2 separate regions of the Homo sapiens genome follow, and region 2 is linked to region 1. Evidence: chromatin loops called from intact Hi-C (ENCODE). Cell type or tissue: Calu3. All regions are shown on one strand.

Region 1 (8,000 bases):
CCTATTCCATCAACTGTGAAAGCTGGGGAATTAGAAAAAATAATAAGTCGCTGTCAGGTGTGCATGAAGAAAAGACACTGAAGCTAAAAAAGACAGCAGAACTGCTATTTTTCATCCTAAAGAACAAAGTAATGACAGAACATGCTGTTATTTAGGTATTTTTCTTTAACCAAACAATATTGCTCCATGATGACTTAGTACAAAGTTTCAATTTGTTTCCCCACAAAACAAAGCAATTCTTTCAAGTCAGTTCTGTGATCTGGGTCTCTAATCTGTGCTGTTTCAAAGTTCTCTGTGGCAAAGCAGCAACTATTCACAAAATATCACCAAAAACCTATTCCACTTACATCCAAGGCACTGTCACTACGGTGATTGTATGAAGTTTGAATGCTGCAAGTTATGAAATATTTGGCCCGCTGGATTCCCACATTTGTCTTCTTTCTGTCTTTAAGACTCAGGGAGGCTAAATCAGTGTTTGATTGCCCCGCCAACCCTTCCTGAAACTTCAGACCCTGGGTAGGGGAAGAGAAGGGGGCATGTGGTATCCTGGAGCATTGTGTATAGAACTGGATTTTCAGACCTGCTGAGGACCGTAAGGCCTGATGGAACACAGAACTGAACTGAGGTTCATGGATTTTCCAGGACTGTTTCAAACATGCCCATTACTAACGGCAAAAGGGGGATTCCCTGATGGAACCATAATACCCTTGGAAATACTGTATGGTTTTGTTTTGTTTTGTTGGTTTTTAAAGATTTTTGTTTGTTTATTGAATTCATTTCACTGTAGCTCTAAAATCTGCTTGTATTCCAAGCATATAAAATTTTCCCCCTTAGTGAATTAGTTTTAAAATGATATTGTTATATACATACTATGAAATATGTATAACTTTAACTTCTGTTTTACCAGCATACCCACACAAATAACAAGAATACTACTTATGAAATGTGCACTTTATCCTCATTCCATAAATGTCGGTGCATACCTTATGTAAGGGAGCAGTTCAATAATCCATGAAAGAACTTAAGGCATTTGTTGGTTTATCAGACTCGGAATCTATTTTCTCATTGCTCTGAATATGTCATCACTCTAGGTTTTACAGATTTATTCCTTTGTTACTTCTCTAATTCTTCCTTTGTAAAAAAAAAAAAAAGCAACACTTTTTATGTTATATGTTGTTCTTACAAACCATACTGAAAGAGTCCATTGTTTAAAAATCTTAATGTATCAAACTGTATAACTTGGCCGCTGTATGTCTTAAAACCTGCTTTTCAATGTGTTGATACATTCCCAAGGTTACTTAATTCAACTTAACTATCATCTTATTCAGCACCAAGCATGTCCCAGGCACTGTACTAACCTACAGAGATGCTAAGAGAAAAAAAAGACTTGTTTCTGATCTAATATCCCAGAAAAAGTAACTCATTGCTCTGTTAATAATCTCACATATACAAGTAGCTTCCCTCCCCTCTAGTTTTTTCTTCCTTTTCACTGCTGTTATATTTCATCATGATAATTCAGCAGGCCCAAGTAAAGGTTAAAAATAAGGTCTATGCCTAGGGAAACTCAGGGCTTCTAGTTTCTCTTAGAAAAGCTAAGAGAAGATAAGGTCTGAATAATAGCAGAAAAACCAACATCTACAAAACATTAAACTAGTGTTATACTTGATGATAACACTATTTGATGAGTCTTAGAGTCCAGACACAAAGAGACAAAGCTTTGAAGATGCTTTTTGATCTACCTAGGTGGAGTTGGTGGTGCTGATATTTAAATTCAGGCTACTGCTTCAATCTCAATTGCTTTGTAAGTGAAAAACATGACCCAGAGGACAGCACAGACTATGGCCATGGCTCACATGGTTTACATCCTTCACTGCTCACGTGTTTGCTGTCAAGCCATTTTTACATCTAAACTAAGATGTGCAGCATTTCACTTATTTAGATTCACTTAACAAACAAATTTTTCTGCTTTAAAAATGTCTTATTGTCCCAAGTGTACTATAGCGGCATATAGAGCTAGCTAATCTCTACAAACCCTCTGTAGGCCAGTAGTTCTCAAAGTGTGGTCTCTGGAAGAGCAGTATCAGCATCATCTGGGAACTTGTCACAGATGCAGATTCTAGGGACCACTCCAGACCTACACAATCAGAAACTCTTGGGGGAGGGCCCGAAATATCTATGTTTTACCAAGCCCACCACATGATTCTGATGTACTCTAAATACTGAGAAAACCTGTTCTAGACAAATACCCAAGCAACAACTCCGCAGGCAGTTACCAAGTACGGCTGGCTACAACTGCTCCATCCGTGCCTCTTTTTAAAGTTCAAACTCACAGGTGACTCTAAGGTTATCTACTTTTACTCATAAGTAAAAGCCCTAGACTGGTGCTAATGTCAAACCACTGGCCTCCACTCAGGCCTCCATCTTCTCATGCCCTCTTACCAGTATTTAACTTCTGAGGAAGACAAGTGATGCTAAAACCTGAAATTCCAATGAAGCCATATGAACAGCTGTTCAGTTGCACTTCTAAGACTTTACTTAGCAGTAAATTATAGCTCATGTGCATTATTTTCCAGATAACTTAGCTTATGAGTAGCTTATACAATTATGAAGATTTAATATTACAGATAAAATGTAAACTGTTTCTTTAAAATTGGGGCTTCAACTTTGGAATTTCACAGCGTGCTAAAATAACAGATTTCTCAGAAGTCTTTCAGCAAGATAAACATTATTAAGTAACTTATTTATGAAAGTATTAAAATGCTTACATTTGAACTTGATGGCTAACTTACAAAGATTCTCTATGTATCAAATGTAACTTACTGCGACTAAACTTAATTTAATATTTACTCTATAACCAAATGAAATATATTTAAAATATATTGAATATTTTATATTGTTATATCCTGACAAGATTATAATATTTTAATGTACTAATATTTCTGTAATTATATCTAAAATATTATTTTATTATATTGCCTAAGAATAAACATTTGTTAAATTGGAGCTGGTCCTTTTTTTTCAAAATGGAAATAAATTTTTTTTGGATTGTAAGAATAACAGATGTTCACTGTAAAAAGAATAGACAATACAGAAGTTATGAAGAAGAATATAAAAATGGCCATGATCTAATCCTCACTCCCATCCAAGATAAGTGATAAATCTATTTTTAAACAAAAATGAGATAAAAGTATGCTATTTTGTCACCAGGATTTTTTTTTTTTTTTGAGACAGAGTCTCACTTTGTCGCCCAGGCTGGAGTGCAGTGGCATGATCTTGGCTCACTGCAACCTCTGCTTCCCGGGTTCACGCCATTCTCCTGCCTCAGCCTCCCAAGTAGCTGGGACTACAGGCGCCCACCACCATGCCTCGCTAACTTTTTGTATTTTCAGTAGAGACGGGGTTTCACTGTGTTAGCCAGGATGGTCTCAATCTCCTGACCTTGTGATCCACCCGCCTCGGCCTCCCAAAGTGCTGGGATTACAGGCGTGAGCCACCACACCCGGCCTTTTTTGTCACCAGGTTTTTAAAAACTTAATACATAGTGGGCACATTTTCACACCAACAGACAAGAATTAATCATCATTTGCACCACAGTTCATTGCATGGGTTTATAACCTAAGATAATAAATCCCCAATTGACAGACATTTAATTTAGTTATATTATAGACATATTGTACCTATGTCACCACAAGTTTGTCCAATTATTTCTTCAAGATAAATCTCTAGAAGGAACACTATAGAGTCAAAGGTCTCACATAATCTTTTTATATACAAAAATGCTCTCCAGAAAGGTTGCTAGAATTTTCAGCTGCGTCAACCATGTAATGAAAACACTCATTTCCCTATTAATTTACCAATACAGACTATTGCTGTTATTTTACATCTTTGCCTATCTCATTGCAGTGAGGCAGAATATTTGTCACTTTTAATTAGTGTTTTTTTTTTAATCAAAGAAGTATTTTGATGACTGCCTGTTTTCCTGTGAAGGGCCTAATCATATCTTTGCTTATTTTTCTATTGAGGTATTAAAGGAGTCTTTACAAATCAGTAAAAAAAGCATATAGATTACAGAAATTATGGGTCATATATTTTGATACATGTTTCCCATTTATAATACAAATACTCCTTATTCAAGGAAAACAATTCATAAAATTTCAGATGTGGAGAGTTGGTAAAGAAAAAGGTTTTTAAGATGCAAAATATAGGCTGGGCATGGTGGCTTGTGGCTGTAATCCCAGCACTTTGGGAGGCCTAGGTGAATGGGTCACTTGAGGTCATGAGTTCAAGACCAGCCTGGCCAATATGGTGAAACCCCATCTCTACTAAAAATACAAAAATTAGCTGGGCATGGTGGCAGACACTGTAATCCCAGCTACTTGGGAGGCTGAGGCAGAGGAATCGCTTGAACCCGGGAGGCAAAGGCTGCAGTGAGCCAAGGTCGCGCCACTGCACTCCAGCCTGGGCAACAGAGACTCTGTCTTAAAATACATATACATGCAAAATATGAAATATCATAGAGAAGGAACTTTCAGGCTGCATTAAATGGCAATAATGATATAATCAAGGGAAGAAATGGAATGAATAGTGATCCGAGGTAATAATTCTAAGAAGACCAAGAAAATTGTTGCTCGCATAAATACTTCAGAAACACTGTCACCTATTGTCATAGGTGGGCCAAAAAAAATCTAATTTGAAAAGACTTTGAGTAAAAAAGTACTAATCCCTTTCAATGAACTTACTTTTACTTCGAGTAAGTCAAAGAATGAATGCTGTGTTTGAGCACATTCTCTATTTATAAGCTCGTTTGGAAAGAAAAATTTTGATTAAGCCCTAATGGATTCTTAGTAATCTATTGGCAGGAGACTGACAAAAAAGTGATTGCCTCCTTCAGTTTGTGCCATTGGCATCTAACTCATCTCACCCTAATCCCAGCTCTACCTATTAGAAATTAACAGATAAGCAAACACAGAGGAAAATGTAATTGGTTTTTAACAACCAGGCTAAACTTAAATATTTAGATAAATATGATCCTTCCTAGGATTTTGCAGACTCCATGCTTTTTCTAAAAATACTGACTGCTCAAAACCTTTTTAGAATGATTGCTTTGGAATTATAATATCTTCAATTCCAATTTTTGAGCCAAACAAGGAGCTAGGTCTCATTATTTTATATCCAAGACCTACAACATGCTTGGCTTGTTGTAGACCTACAATATGTTTGGCTCCACAGCATATACTTAGATGAGTGAGACACAGACCTTGGTCTCAAGCATAGAGTTTACAATCTGGTAGGGGAAAATAAGACAAATACATGGATAACTTTAATACTAGACAGAACATGATTAAGTGCTCTAAGGGACAACAAATACTGGTTCAAAAGTTGGAGGCCTCAGGAAAGAATTCATAAAAAGAGGGGATATTTTCAGTGGTCCTTTAAGGGCAGTTAGGATTTCAAGAAGCAGAAGATGGTCAGAAGCAGGGTGGCATTCCACGTGGCAGAAATAGCATGGATGAAGCTAAGTAGTTAGGAAAAGATGAGGCAATCTCAGGGAACAATTAATGGCCAAGAATATATGATATATATTTATATACATACAGAGTGGTAAATAAAGAAGCATGGCAGGAGGTTAAGACCATGTTGGGCAGGGTTTAGAATACCAGGTTGAACTTGTACTTCATTGATTGCTACTAGAGATTCAGTGAAGATTGTGAGCAAAAGAGTGGAATTACCATATAACCAATAACCTGGAAGATCCAATATTTAATATATGGTACTTGCTAGGCTATTTCATAGTTTCAAAATTTTAAAAAAATTACTGGATTGCAGTTATGAACTTTTGAATTGGAAGATAACTATAAATCATCAATTTTCTTTGAAACTGGGGCTTCATATTTGAGATGCCACAATTTATAAACATCGGTTCTACGTAGACCCAATGTCTAGGAATTGGAGAAATAAAAATACTAGGGATGAGGAGGCCAGTTAAAAGGATAACAGCCCAGATGATGGGTGATCATCTAGGAGTAGGAAAAGAATGGATAAAGCAGAAAGCTGGCATTGAAGAGGGACAATCTAAAGGATGAAGGATACTAGGGAAAATAAACCATTTTACCAAGAAGACATATGTTCATCACAGCACTATTCACAATAGCAAAGAAAGGGAATCAACCAAAGTGCCCATCAATGGTGGATTAAAGAAACTGTGGTACATACACACCATGGAATACTACACAGCCATAAAAAAGGAAGAAATGATGTCCTTTGCAGCAACATTGATGCAGGTGGACCATTATCCTAAGTGAATTAACACAAATGCAGAAAACCAAACACCACATGTTCTCACTTAGAAGTGGGAGCTAAGCATTGGGTACACATGGACATAAAGATGGCAACAACAGACACTAGGAACTACTAGACGTGGGCGAGAGGGATGGGGGCAAGTGCTGAGAAACTACCTAGTGGGTCCTATGCTCACTATCTGAGTGACAAGAACATTCATACCCTAAACCTCAGCATCACACAATATACCCATGTAACAAACCTGCACATTTACCCCTTGAATCTAAAATAAAAGTTGAATTAAAAAAAAAAAAAAGAAAGGATGGTGTGGCCGGGTGTGGTGGCTCACGCCTGTGATCCCAGCACTTTGGGAGGCCAATGCGGGTGGATCACCTGAGGTCAGGAGTCCAAGACCAGGCTGGCCAACATGGCGAAACCCCATCTCTATTAAAAATACACACACACACACACATACACACACACACACACAAAATTAGCTGGGTGTGGTGGTGGGTGCCTGTAATCCCAGCTACTCAGGAGGCTGAGGCAGGAGAATTGCTTGAACCCACGAGGCAGAGGCGATCACTCTGTTGCACTCCAGCCTGGGTGACAAAAGTGAAACTCTGTCTCGAAAAAAAAAAGGTATGTGTGGAAAGAAAGATAGATAGATCTATGAGAAGGGATACTAGCTTATGCAATTGAGGAGGCTGAAACTTCCCACAATATGTTATCCACAAGCTGGAGAACCAGGAAAACTGGTAGCATGGCTGAGTTCAAATTTGAAGGCCTGAGAAGGTGGGCACCACTTGTGCAAGTCCTAGAGTTCAAAGACTGGAGAATCTGGATATCTCATGTTCAAGGGCAAGAGAAGTGTCCCAGCTCCAGAAGAGAAAGAGCAAATTTGTCTTGCCTCTGCCTTTTCGTTCTACACGGGCCCTCAGCTGATTGGATGGTGCCTGCCCACATTGGTAAGGGCAGATCTTCCTTACTCAACCCCCTGATTAAAATGTCAGTCTCTTCCAGCAACACCCTCACAGGCATACCCAGAAATAAAGCTTTACCAACTATCCGGGTACCCTTTAATACAGTCAAGTTGACACCTAAATTTGACCATCACATGGGACTTGGGTGACAGTGAAAGATAACTTTGGTACTTTGAACCCTGATGACTGGGGAGATAACTTGGCCATTAACTGAAAAAAAGGAATTCAGAAGATGGTATCTGGAGCGAGAAGAGTGGAAAAAATCTGAGTTGGAAACCCTGCTGGGATCAAAGCTCCAATGGGACACTTAAGTAGAACTGGCTAGAACCAGTGCAACAGGGTAAGACTAGATGGATGAGATAACTTAGATTTATATATCACCCTTTCCAACAAAAGATTTGAGGCAACCATGGTTGCAAAAATAGTCAATGATGGATTAAATCATAAGACAGGAATCTCCACATTAATGTTGCAAAAAGAAATATATATTACAATGAATATACTAAATATAAATATATATTACACAAAATGAGGGAGTAGAGTTCCCACATAAGGAAGAGAAAATGCCTTTGCTCTGAGAATCGTCTACTAGACAGTGTTAGGTACTTTGAGACACACTGTCTCATTTAATTTAACAAAAAACAAATGATGCAGGAAGATAAAGGACAATGAGGTTTATGGAAGAAGACATCGTGTTTGGTAATTGGATCACAATCTTTATTTGAAAGTTATTTCAAA
Region 2 (8,000 bases), 160 kb before region 1:
CTTGTGAATTATATTTTTATTGAGATAAAATTTAATTTTATCAATATAAAATAGAAAAAATATTTTAAAACTTGACTCGAAGAAGTCTTTACTTTGATAAAAGATATATTTGGCTCAAATAATTGAAATGTATCATTTAAAAAACTTTGGCTTCTTTAAAAGACCTGTCTCTATGAGAATTAGGTAGAGAGAAGGAAACCGGGAATGTTCAATGTTACCAACTTTTTTTTTTTTTTTTCTGAGACGGGGTTTTGCTCTTATGGCCCAGGCTGGAGTGCAATGGCGCGATCTTGGCTCACTGCTGCCTCTGCCTCCTGGGTTCAAGCGATTCTTCTGCCTCAGCCTCCTGAGTAGTTAGTGTGCCACCACACCCGGCTAATTTTTTATTTATTTATTTATTTTTTATTTTTAGTAGAGATGGGGTTAAGCCATGTTGGCCAGGCTGGTCTTGAACTCCTGACCTCAGGTGATCAGCCTGCCTCAGCCTCCCAAAGTGCTGAGATTACAGGCGTGAGCCACTGCACCTGGCCATTACCTATTTTTAAACTTCTAGGTAAAAGCTGAGCAAATTAATTCAATGCTGTATGTATGGAAGACTTGTTTCCCAAGTAAGTGGTAGAACAACATTCTACAATAAAGTTTCAATATCAAGCAGAAACTGAATCACTTTGAACACCCAGATCTTTTCCTATCCCTAAATCCATAATTTTAAATTTGTTTTAGTTATAAACTCAGGGGTGCCTAAGGGAGAGAATTCAGTCATAGGTCCCTAGTTTCTGTTTCTGGTTGGGCCAGTAAAGCCCCTTCCTCATCTCTCTTTTCTGCTTATCACTAGAGAAAGAAACTAAAAATCATGGTTTCAGGCTGCTAAAAGCCTAAAACAAAACAAAATAGAACAACAACAAAATAAGGCAGGTTGGACAAGCTTGTCTAAAGCACATCTCAATAAAAACAAATTCTTGTTTTGGAAGGAAAACGCAAATTTTTTGAATACTTAAACAGCATTTGATATTTTTTAATAAATAGGAAACAGTCAAAAATTAAAGAAAAACAAGAGGTATTTACATTTTGATCCCAAAATATATGATACAAATAAAATTCACATGTATTGTGATAAAGGTTGTACAGAGGAGAATTTTATTAAAATAGAGTGTTGTTGTGGTCACGTTCCAGAGAGGGAAGGCCTGATTATGGTCCTAACACCTGGGAGTTTCTCAGTACATTTTAATTGGATGGATGGATGGATGAATGGACAGACAGACAGACGGATGGATGGGCCAATTTGCAGAAACATAACTGGTCTCTCACTAGCCAAAACCATGAAAGGACACTGGGAGTAGCCAATGCATTCTCATCACATGTCCTTGGTTACCATATAATCTCTATGACAATAGCGATTTTGTCTTTTTTTATTCACAGATGTATCCCCAGTACCATCGTAGTGCCTGGAATGTATTAAGTTCTCAATATATATTGGTTGGGTAAATGAACATATAGAAGATACTTTGGGATCTTTTGAATGTAAATCAAGTATATTTAATAGGGGATATGAAAGGAGACTAACTTTGACTATAAGTGAGGGCGTGGAAGAAGGAAGAATGAGGGATAACTGGCCTTGGGAAAAGTGGAGAGAAACTGACACTTTGATCACATGTAGGATATCAAGTCACTTAATTCTTACCATGATTTAGTAAGGAAATTAATATTTTCATTGTGCAGGAAAAAAAGTGAATCAATTTAAGTAATTATGCAAAGTCACAAGGCTAGTAAGTGGCAGAACCAGTTTGTTGACTCCAGTGTGTGTCCCTTCTCCCTAGTGACACTCCAGCTTAGCTACCTTTGGACTTCTCTGCTCTTCTACTAAGAATTCTCTTATTATAAGAATTATCTTATAATAAAAATTTTTTAACTATACACTTTTGTATTAGTCCATTCTCAAGCTGCTAAGAAGAAATACCTGAGACTGGGTAATTTATAAAGAAAAGAGGAGATTAATTGATTTGCATTTCCGCATGGTTGGGGAGGCCTCAGGAAATTTACACTCATAGCAGAAGGCACCTCTTCACAGGGCAGCAGGAGACAGAAGGAGTACTGAGCAAAGGGGGAAGCCCCTTATATAACCATCAAATCTCCTGAGAACTCACTCACTGTCACAAGAACGGCATAGGGGAAACCACCTCCATGATTCAATTATCTCCACCTGGTCCCACCCTTGACATGTGGAGATTATTACAATTCAAGGTGAGATTTGGGTGGGGACACAGAGCCAAACCATATCAGCCCTCCTTTTTTTTTTTTTAACATCTTAAAACTTTCATCTTCTCTTTTAATAGCTACAAAGAATATAATTTCTGGAGTATTATAAATGATGACCTTTAAAATAAAACTACTACAGCATTATTTTAGATGCATCCAATAAATCATAATGTCACAGCAGTCTGATTTTTACCAGCATCAGCTTAAAATAAATGCACACAAGCTCTTTAACAGGAATTTTACATTGCTATTTTTTAAATTCATATTTCCATTCCATTCCCCCACATATATCCTAATGCAATGTATTTCCATACTTGAAAATATATTGATCACATTATTATATTTCTCTGCAACAAAATACTTATGATTATGTCTCTAATTCTTAAAATTTTTTCCAAAATTGGCTTTCATTATAATTATTAGTAGTATATAATTCATCAAAAACATAAATTTTAATCTTGATAAACAATTATTGAATATCAAAAGTAAAATTTTGTGGGAAATATAGTTGTTAGTGAATGAATTGGGCCTTTTTATTTCGTATCAGCTTATGTAGCTCAAGATCAACGATCCTTTCTACTGAAATGAGACAGGTTCAGCAACAATCCTATTCCATTTTAGTTTCCAAAACTGTAGGTACTAATAAAATTTATTCAACATAAACAAGAAGTTGTGAATGAAAAAAATGTGCTACACAAATATCACTCAATTCTTTTAACTTCTCTTGAGTAGTAAACTGCCATGGTCTGAATGTTTGTGTCCTGCACCTCCAATTCGTAGGTTGCAACTTAACCCCCAATGTGTTGGTATTAAGAGGTGAGGCATCTGGGACGCAATTAGGTCATGAGGATTGAGCCCTCCAGAATGAGGTGAGTGCCCTTACAGAAGAGACCTGAAAGAGCTTGTTTGCCCCTTCCTTCCACCATGTGAGGATGCAGCAAGAAGGCACCATCTGTAAAGCAGAAAGCAGCCTGCACCAGACACTGAATCTGCTGGTGCCTTGGCATTGCACTTCCCAGCCTCCAGCACTGTGAGCAATAAACCTCTGTTGTTCATAAATCACCCAGTCTTAGGTATTTTGTTGTAGCAGCCTGAATGAACTAACATATATACCAAGAGTGAGATACTAATTTATCATCTAGAATTAATTTGAATGATTTCCAGGCTGACAAGTCCTCCCTCCATTATGATGAAAACAAAAAGTTGGAAACTCCCTGACCCAGGAGTTGTGGAGCTGGCAGGTTCCTGTTCTTGACACCAGCCAATGCACTGGCCCTCATTCAGCCCCCAGACAGTTCTTACACCCTGGGACAAAGCAGGGTGGTAATATTTGGGAAAAATTGGTGGTTGAGGGGTTGCCTTTCTTTTGAAAAGCAGGGCAATTGTGAAAGAGGAAGTGAAAACTTGGAAGAAACACCCATTTTTGGATAGAGCAATTCTACAAAAGGATATACATGACAATTGAGAATCTGGAAATGGAATCCTTTAGTGAATTTTCCAAGTTGCTTGCATAACTCCTGAGAATCTTTTTGTCTCCCAAGGGTCCATGTGCTTCAGTTTGAAGATCTCTGTCTTGAATGAGCTGCTAAAGGTTAAAAACTGCCCTTTTCACTGTTTCACCAGAAGCAGGCCTTAAAACAAGCCACAAAAGAGTTGCAGAGACTTTTATGACTGTTCTCCTGCCTAAGATGCAACTGCTAGATCACAGCTGAGCAGAGCCTCCATCTTGCTGTTGGCCTGACACTGTAAACAGCAGTGTGCCTGGCGCTTTGCAGTTCGCAAAGTGCAGCCACATGTTGTCTGCAACAATCTAAGAGGGTTTTCTTTGTTGCAACCACCTGTGTTAAGAGCACAAAATATTTTGTTTCAACAAAGCTTTTGACTGCACCAAACAAAAATACCCCATCACTCAGAAGAGCATTCCACTCATCTACCTTCCCACGAATGAATAGGTGTCATCATGTGGGAATAGACGAAGCAGTGTGTTTCTGTTCGAGTCTATCACTATCACCAAAAAAAATTACTTGTATTTAGTCTGTTCTCACACTGCTAATAAATACACACCTGAGACTGGGTAATTTGTAAAGGAAAGGGGTTAATTGACTCACAGTTCCACATGGCTAGGGAGGCCTCACAATCATGATGGAAGGTGAATGAGGAGCAAAGTTATATCTTACATGGTGGCAGGCAAGAGAGAATGAGAGCCAAGCGAAAAGGAAAATCCCTTATAAAATCACCAGATCTCATGAGACTTATTCACCACCACAAGAACAGTATGGGGCAAATCACCCCCATTGATTCAATTATCTCCCACTGGGTCCCTCTCAGGAGACTTGGGAATTATGGGAGCTACAATTTAAAATGAGGTTTGGGTGGAGACACAGCCAAACCATATCATAACAGCAACAAGCCAAAGTGTTATAGCACTAACATTGCAGACAACAGTTTTAGAAGATTCCCTCTACAGGAAACTTCTGCAGAGGTGCTGTGCCTTTTAAAGGGCATTATTTTGCTAACTGTTATTCTCAAGAAGGGAGCATTCTCTACAGTTGTGTCAGAGCCCCACCTTCAGCTCAGCTATGTGGAAGCATGACCAGGTTTTCTATCACCTGATTTTGTCTCCCCAGCCACACGGAAAGGCTCGAGATAAGCCACTGACCCAAAGCAGCCCAACCCAGAACTTGGCTGAGTGACAGAGAACTGACTCTGGGATGAGGATAGTACAGACAGAATGTGGATCACTCCTCTAGGAGAGTTGAAATTAGGAAACCGAGACAGGAGAGAAAGAGAGAGATGAAGAAAGAAAAATGCATCAGGAGATACCCTGACCGTAGAATTGGACATTAGATGGCTGAGGCAGGCCAAAGTGAAGGGCAAAACTGAATATAGAGAAAATGGACACACTGAGTAAGCATGAAAACCTGTTTCAAAAGAGGAAAATGCAAAAAGAGAAGGACAGATGGTTTCATGAAAGGATAAATGATCAGCTTACTCCTGAGAGCTGCCCCATTCCTGACATAAAGTCTTACGTCAATTTACTTGAGCAAACTGACCTCTGCAGCCCAGTTGGACAGAAGGCATGGCCCCACCCTTCACAGCTGGGTCCAAAGCTCCACCACCACAAGAAGCAGCTCACTTCCTCCTCCTCCTCTCTTCCAAGAGGGAAATGGAACATAAGCACCCTGGGCCTTTGAAGTCCACCTTGCTCACCAACCCAAGTAAGATCCACAACCTCTTTCCCAGCGGCAGTAATTTCCAGCATGTACATTCAGCAAATACCATTTTGTTATCCTCCTCTAATTCCGTGAGGCTTTTTTCTCCCCCCTTCACTCCTTTATGAAAATTCCTGGACTCCAATTCCCCTGGGACTTCTTATGAGTCTCTGCCCAATGCTTTCCAAATGACAGGTTTGGGAACAAGATCTGAGATCTTCCAAATCATTATCTCTACCACAGGGAATTTATTTTCTCAGCAACCCAATCTTGAAAACAAATACACCCTGCTGGGGTTCTCATCGAATGGGGGAGGAGAAATGTCTAAGATTGGGGGACCAGATAAACAGAACACTGAGTATTGGATGCTTCCAGTCACAGAAAGGTAACAGAAGCCTAAAAATGTTTTCTCCTCTTCCAAAGTAACATTAAATCTTTGATTTCTGTTTAATGATAATTTTTTATTGGTTCAGTAAAATAATTTACTACTAACTCACTGACTGCACATATTTTCCTTTTTGGCCTTTCGACACTGAGCCATCTGAATACTCTCTTTCCAAAATAATTTTTGTGATTGCTTGAACACCTGTTTCTATATACATTTCTCTTTCTAAAACAGAATTCTCGAATATTCAGCTTTTGTAGAGAAATAAGCAGAGGATCTCAGAGGTCATGAAAGTGTTCCCAGAAAAAGAATGACATGTCTTATTCACATCCATCTACCTGGACACCTCCTTTGGAGGGCTACATTTTTTTCTGTTCAGAGTCAACCTAACCATTTCCCAACATACAAGCTGGTTACTTGGTTTTGCTCTTTCTAAAATCCCACCTTTTGGGGTTGACCCTACCTTCAGACTTTCAAAGAATTTAGGTTGGTTTGAGCTCTTTAGCAAAACAGTCACTCTCATCCCACATCCCAAGGTTTTCAAAGTGGGTCATGAGTCTATGTGGTCCATGGACCACCGGAATGTGGATGGAGCTTCATGTTTTCTGAGAAGCAGCAAGGAAAACTGGACAATTACTCAACTAAATTCTTGAGAATGACTCGGAGTTCCAACTTGATCAGAATGTGCTGGACTATGGCCAAGCCCACCCCCACCTTTCCTTCCCTCCAGATTCAGCTGAACTGTTTGAGACTGCTGCAGAGTCCTCAGTTGACACTGGAGTTGAGTTTGTTAGTGCAATTGGACCAGATCTCAGTTCACCCACCATCTGGCAATATAGGCTTTTATTATCATTTTCCCCTTGAGGTCTCCTCCCAATATCAACAGAAAATTTGACAGCAACCATAATAATGTCACTTCTCGGAACCACAAGAAGGTAATACATGTTCCAAAATTATACAACTGACTTTCCAAATCAGAGGAGCCCTTTGCCTCCAAGTTAAGAATGACATCTTGATTCAGAGTATTGTCAAGTCTCTTGCCAAAACCACTAATCCCCCACATTTGTTTTGCTTTATGATTTTCCCCATAAGTAGGGCTGGAGACTCTATCTGAATTCTCTGGACCTTTCAGACCTCCTGGAATTGCCTTGGGCGTGAACTCCAGCGGTAATACTCAACAATTCCACTAGGCAGGGTCCACTCCCAAATACAATGTGAGGCTAGCATTTGCCTTCGATGACTTCTCACCTCTGCTGCCACTGCCCCTACATGGAAACCATCTGCCTCCCTCCATTGCTATCTCTGTGCTCATGGTTACTGAATAAAAGTAGAGCTTTGAAGTTAAGAAGATTTGTGTTCAGATCTTGATGACTCCCATCATATAAGTAATTAATTAATTATGCAACTAAAAATTACACTTCGCCATGTAATCCTTAGCAAGTTTGTAGCCCCTGTGAACACTTCATTTCTCAGTGTGTAAATTAATACCTAACAGACTTAAATGAGTAGGACTTGGTGCCTACCGCAATGCCTGGCATGTAGGAGCAGCTCAATAAATGTTTCTTTCCTTCCTTTCTAATCTGCCATGGAGGAAAAAAAAAAGAGCTCACAATACATTGGGAAAAAGCAATAAACATAAAAACCCGGCCGGGTGTGGTGGCTCACACCTGCAATCCCAGCACTTTGGGGTGCCAGGGTGGATGGATCACTTGAGCCCAGGAGTTTGAGACCAGCCTGGGCAACATGATGAAACCACATCTCTACAAAAAAACAAAAAATTTAGCCAGCTGGGTTGCACGTGCCTGTATTCTCAGCTACGTGGGAGGCTGAGGTGGAAGAATCACTTGAGCCTAGGAGGCAGAGGTTGCGTGAGTGGAGATCAGGCCACTGCAGCCAACCTAGGTGACACAGTGAAACCCCGTCTAAAAAAAAAAAAAAAGTGAAAACCAGGGCACACCAGGCAGACCCCAGGAAGCAGATAAGACTTGATTTAGGAAGGAAGGAAGATCTCGGGAAATGGAAAAAAAAAATAGGAATAAGCTATGACAGTACCTTATAAAGTATCTTTTAAACATCAGGAGAGAAAAATTACAAGGGATAAATTTTTCAGTTAGTTAGAAGGAGATATACAGAAGGACAATTCTAGG

The links. Hi-C counts contacts between places; a loop is a spot of excess contacts. Peaks named below come from ENCODE experiments on the same cell type or tissue, not always from the same donor. Only the 100,000 strongest peaks of a DNase experiment are listed, where the experiment ranks them.
Region 2: a loop joins it to region 1, with 2.0 times the contacts of the local background. A loop is called at or near these places in 5 of 110 quality-filtered maps.

The regions. Positions count from the first base shown.
Region 1 is chr2:227,311,790-227,319,789 of GRCh38, forward strand. It overlaps COL4A3 (collagen type IV alpha 3 chain), which reads left to right. Exons shown (of 52, transcript NM_000091.5): 52 at 1-3,003. The coding sequence ends at 81. The region is part of intron 1 of MFF-DT (MFF divergent transcript); the gene reads right to left. Among named protein-coding and RNA genes, the nearest start is that of MFF-DT, 9.4 kb to the right of the region's middle. In Calu3, no CTCF peak of the experiment used is centred here; no DNase peak of the experiment used is centred here.
Region 2 is chr2:227,148,619-227,156,618 of GRCh38, forward strand. The region is part of intron 1 of COL4A4 (collagen type IV alpha 4 chain); the gene reads right to left. Among named protein-coding and RNA genes, the nearest start is that of COL4A4, 12 kb to the right of the region's middle. In Calu3, no CTCF peak of the experiment used is centred here; DNase peaks (open chromatin) are centred at 1,803, 4,863 and 5,353.